Linked DNA regions of Homo sapiens: region 1 is linked to region 2. Evidence: read pairs that join two places in POLR2A ChIA-PET (ENCODE). Cell type or tissue: Panc1. All regions are shown on one strand. Links, peaks and the distances in the headings refer to the core of each region. The heading gives the core; the rest is flanking DNA.

The links. Peaks named below come from ENCODE experiments on the same cell type or tissue, not always from the same donor. Only the 100,000 strongest peaks of a DNase experiment are listed, where the experiment ranks them.
Region 1: POLR2A ChIA-PET joins it to region 2 with 17 read pairs; 5 of 35 experiments call an interaction of 5 or more read pairs at or near these places.

What each region holds. Positions count from the first base shown.
Region 1 is chrX:46,977,613-46,980,424 of GRCh38, reverse strand. The region is part of intron 1 of JADE3 (jade family PHD finger 3); the gene reads right to left. Among named protein-coding and RNA genes, the nearest start is that of JADE3, 67 kb to the right of the region's middle. In Panc1, for the core only: CTCF peaks have their summits at 1,438 and 1,644 (motif pointing right); DNase peaks (open chromatin) are centred at 984 and 1,594; H3K27ac peaks cover 808 bases.
Region 2 is chrX:46,925,659-46,928,470 of GRCh38, reverse strand. All of the region lies in intron 1 of JADE3 (jade family PHD finger 3), which reads right to left. Among named protein-coding and RNA genes, the nearest start is that of JADE3, 15 kb to the right of the region's middle. In Panc1, for the core only: no CTCF peak of the experiment used is centred there; no DNase peak of the experiment used is centred there.

The DNA.
Region 1 (2,812 bases), core at 77-2,576, 52 kb before region 2:
ACACACACGTGTAATATCAAATGCTGGAGAAGATGTGAAGAAACTATCACTCATACATTGCTGGTGGGAATGTAAAAAGGAATCGCTATTCTAGAAAATATTTTGGTCATTTCTTAGAAATATTATACATGTAATATTTATTATAAAACACATATCTGACAATGAACTTATATTACAGAATGCATAAGGAACTCTAAAAATTCAACAGTAAGGAAACAAATGACCTAATTAAAAATCAAGAGATGGGCCGGGCATGGTGGCTCGCACCTGTAATCCCAGCACTTTGGGAGGCTAAGGCGGACGGATCATTTGAGGTCAGGAGTTCGAGACCAGCCTGGCCAACATGGTGAAACCCCGTCTGTACTAAAAATACAAAAATTAGCTGGGTGTGGTGGCATGCACCTGTAATCCCAGCTACTCGGGAGGCTGAGGCATGAGAATTGCTTGAACCTGGGAGGCGGAGGTTGCAGTGAGCCTAGATTGCATCACTGTACTCCAGCCTGGGTGACAGCGAGACTCTGTCTCAAAAAAAAAAAAAAAAAAAAAAAAAATCAGCAGACATTTTACCAAAGAGGAACGCAAATGGCATTTAAGCCCGTGAAAAGACATTCAGTATCACCAGCCATTAGGGAAATGCCAGTTAAAACCACAAGATATTATTACATACTTATTATTACAATAGCTGAAATAAAGAAATAGTGAAAATATCAAATCATGGAGAAAGTGTAGAGAAACTATATCACTCGTACATGGCTTGTGGGAATGTAAAATAGTATAGCTATTCTAGAAAATATTTCGGTCATTTCTTTAAAAATTAAATATGCAACTATGACTCAGCAATTGCACTCCTGGGCATTTATCCCAGAGAAATGAAAGTTTATGTTCCCACTGAATATAACCTCCATATGGATGACTCATGATGGGATCAAGGGCAACAAATGTCATAGAAAAAACAGTTTTATTCTCTAAAAATCTCAGTGAAGAAAGCCAACTGACCATGGACCCTCTCTCCTCACCTCCCTGAGAGTTTCAGAAGACCTAAGACTTCTTGTGAGATGGATACTCCTCTCATCTGAAGTTCTGGGTATGTGTACTTTGGATAAAACAGTTTCTCCATTTTCTATAATATTCTGTTCTTTAAGTAAAAGAGTTATCAAACTGTTCTTGACAGAGGGAGATTTTAAAGAATAGGCAAAATTTGGCATTTTTAAAACAATTACAGTAACAACTATTTTTTATTATAGATGGAAACAAAAAATCTTGTATTATCAGTAAAAAGCCTAGGAAACAGATTATCTAATACGAGTTACACCAGTCCTGGGAAATAAGAAAATGAGTCATCAATGACTTTTAGAAAAGAAAACAAAGCAAGTTAATTTTTGGGTATGGGCTGTTTAAAGTCCAGTGATTTGTCTGTCCATTTCTGTGACATACTGCTGTTTTAATTATTGTAGGAAAATGACAGAAAACAATAAATATCAGCAGAATAATTCAATGATGGTAAATCTTTATATCTCTATTTATTATTTCTAAGCACAACAACAGTCCTACACATAGCAGCAGCAGCCATTTTACAGATGAGGAAATTGGGGCTCAGAAGCATTAAAGCGACATGCTTAGAGCAACATGGCCACCAGGGGGCAGTCAGGTACATTGACAATGAGCACTCCAAGTTGATCCAGAAGCCAGAGGACAGGCTGGAGGGATGACAGCAAGAATGGTGCCCCTTCTAAGCCCAATCTCCTCAGCATGGCTTGCGAGGCCCAGTTCTGGCTCCCAGTCTCTCAGGCCTCATCAACTGCTGTTCCCCCCAATCCACTCCAATTGTTTGGCATATACTATGCCCCATGTGATTCCGGGAACACGTTCGTCTTGTTTCATACTTGCTTGCCAGCCTTTGCACAGGGCTCTTCCTTCTACCTACAATTCCTCCCCATGTTTTCCTTGACCAGCCCATTTTCCCCAACCCTGGTTCTATTCATTCATTGGATGTCCTCGATGAAGCTTCCCAGACGTCCCTCCCCCACAATTATTCACTCCTTTGCTTTCCATCCAAGTACATGCAAAGAAGCACCTCACTTGCACCATCAATATTCTTTACATCAAGCTTGTCCAACCCGCAGCCTGCATGTGGCACAGGACGGCTGTGAATGCCACCAAACACACATTCATAAACTTTCTTTAAACACTGAGATTTTTTTTGTGATTCTTTAAAGCTCATCAGCTATCGTTAGGTGTTAGTGCATTTTATGTGTGACCCAAGAGAATTCTTCCAATGTGGCCTAGGGCAGCCAAAAGATTGGACACTGCTGCTTTACATGGTCAGCCCTGTTGTCACTAGACCACAAGCATCTTGAAAGCAGGGACTGTGTCACATTCATTTTTTACCCCTAGCTCTTAGCACAGTATCCTGCACAAAATAAACAGGCAAAGGAATAACACACTGTGCTGCCCCCACCCAATCCTGTTTACCTAGCTAGCATACTGTACCCATTTTCCAGCTACTTCTTGTTGGCTGCTAATGGCTCACAATGGCCCCTCTCTTCCCAAGAACTGGGGATTACACTCTTCCAGTCTCCCTCCCAGAGGCAGCCTGCAGTCAATAATTGTTCTGCCATCACCTCAAACAGGCTATGGCTAGATTTTCTTAAGACCCTAACTGGCTGCTCCTTCCTTACCCGGTTACCCTCTTCCCCTTACAGGTTTCTCCTGAGAACACTCCTCAATAAATCATGTGCATTTGAATACTGTCTCAGGTTCTGCTTCTAGGCACCCCTACTTAACATGTGAATCCTTATTAAGTGGTAATTTT
Region 2 (2,812 bases), core at 296-2,795:
GATGCAGAGAACCTGAAGGTTTTCTATCACTCTGTCTAGCTGTATACCTGCAAGTCACATGTACACAAATAGGTCACAGAGTAAGGAAGTATGGCATTAGGGCCAAAGTGAATAGAAAAGACAGGACTTAATGAGGAAATATGTAGTAGGGGATGGCATCCAAAAGAATAGAGTTGGGGATAGTGGAAAATCTCTCGCTGAGATAGAATTTACAGGAATTTGGAAGAATTGGCCCAGGCAGGATTGGCAGGGCAAAGAGGGAAGGATTTCCCAGCTGTGAGGAAAGGTGCAGGTAAACATGAGTGTTGGATTGTTGATGGTACGGGAGAGGGAAGGCAGTGCAGAAACAGTCCAGAGGTGACATCTCTTAAGATTGTGTGCTCAAGACTTTTTGTTCCACCCAGTTCTGCTGAAATCCCAGATAAAGAACTGTCACAGTTGATGGACTGTACCATGTGAAAACATTACAAAATGATGAACAGACAATAAAAGAACATTTAGGTTCCTTATTGCAAATGCTGAATTTCATCCACTGCCTGGTGAGTGAATGGGTAGTCTTCTGTGCGCACCTCATAGGATACGGGAAAATTCTCCAGGGGAAAACATATCCTCTCTGCCCTTGGTGCCTGCTCAGACTGAGCCAGACCATACTATGTGGCAGTTATGCAAGAAAGGGTCTCCACTGCATTTTCTAATGGTATAGTGCTCTAGGGCAAGACTTGCTGAGTATTTCTGTAATTCCGACCTCAATGTGTTTCTCAAAACTGGGGAGATTAAGCCAGGTGGTGGCTCCCACCTGTAATCCCAGCACTTTCTGAGGCCAAAGCAGGTGGATCTCCTGAGCTCAATAAGTGTTCACTGATTCTGAGCTACTTTTTGCAGCTTCTTACATGAAATATAGCAATGTACTCAATTTTTGGTGAATCTGATTCTTCAGTGTTGACAGGGCAAGTCAAACCACCAAACTTGGGCATCTGGTCCAACCTTTGGATGTTATACAAGACTCTCATACATCTATGTTCCTAAACCTTTTCACCACTGAGGACTTCTGAAATTTTCCCCAGGGACAACATATTTTGAAGGCTTGCCTACCAAACACGCCACACTTATAGATTACTTAATTTCTCCATTTTAATTCATCAAAGATGAATGTTTCTCACAAAAAGGGTTCTATTAAACATGAGATAATAATATATTCAGTATGTCATACATTGCTCAGCATTTTATCCTTAATATGTCATTTATTTCACACAATACCAGTGGTTAACTTCATTTTACAAACGAGGAAACTGAGGCACAAAGAGGTTAAACTGACTCAAGGTTGCAGAGCTAGTAAAAAGAAAAAGCAGGATTCAAACTTGGGTCTCTGCTACTCTATCCATCCTAGCATTCAAACTCTAGCTAACTAGTTTTACCATGAATGGTAGTACAATTCTAGCCATCATACTCCCAGGTATTTATCCTAGAGAAATGCAAACTTATATGCACACAAACACATGTACATGAATTTTTATAGCGGCTCTACTCAATCAACAAAAACTGGAAACAACTCAAATGCCTTTCAATGGTGAATGATTAAACAAGCTGTGGTATATTTGGACAATGGAATACTACTCAGCAATAAAAAGGAACAAACCATTGATATATACAACTTGGATGAATCTCAAAAGCATTACCCTGAGAGAGGAAAATGAGACTCAAAAGATTACAGTTTGACTCCATTTATGTGATACTCTCAAAATAACAAAACTGTAGTGATAGAACACAGATCAGTGGCTGCCAGAGTTTAGGATGGAAAGAGAGTATGACTAAAGAGTCAGCACAAAGGAATTTTTTGGGTAATAGAACTGTTCTGCACCTTGATTGTGGTGGATTGTGGTGGTGGTTGCACTGATCTATTTATGTGTTAAAAATCCACAGAACGGGGTCAGGTGTGGTGGCTCACGCCTGTAATCCCAGCACTTTGGGAGGCCAAGGTGGGAGGATCACTTGAGCCCAGGAGTTCAAGACTAGCCTGGGCAACATAGTGAGACCTCGTCTCTACAAAAAAACTAAAACATTAGCTAGGTGTGGTAATGCGTGCCTGTAGGCCTAGCTACTCAGGAGGCTAAGGTAGGAGGATTGCTTGAGCCCAGGAGTTCGAAGCTACAGTGAGTGACAACTGTGACACTCCAGCTTGGGCAACAAAGTGACACCCTGTCTTAAAAAAAAAATCCACAGAACCATAAATAACCCCAAAAAAGTCCAACCTACTGTATAATTTTTTTAAGTCAATAGGCCAGGTGTAGTGCCTCAGGCCTACAATCCCAGCACTTTGGGAAGCTGAGGCAGAAGGATTGCTTGAGCCCAGGAGTTCAAGACCAGCCTGGGCAACACAGTAAGGTCCCATCTCTTAAAATAAAATAAAATAAAATAAAATAAAATAAAATAAAATAAAATAAAATAAAATTAGCTGGGCATGGTGGTGTACACCTGTAGTCCTAGCTACTCAGGAAGCTGAGGTGGGAAGATTACTTGAGCCCAGGAGTTTGAGGCTGCAGTCAGCTATGATAGGGCCAGTGCACTCCAGCCTGGGTGATGGAGTAAGACCCTGACTCTCAAAAAAGAAAAAAAAAAGTCAATAGGTCATCTTTTTTTTTTTTTTTTTTAGACGGAGTCTTGCTCTGTTGCCCAGGCTGGAGTGCAGTACTGTGATCTCGGCTCACTGCAAGCTCTGCCTCCCGGGTTCACGCCATTCTCCTGCCTCAGCCTCCCAGGTAGCTGGGACTACAGGCGCCTGCCACCACGCCCAGCTAATTTCTTTTTGTATTTT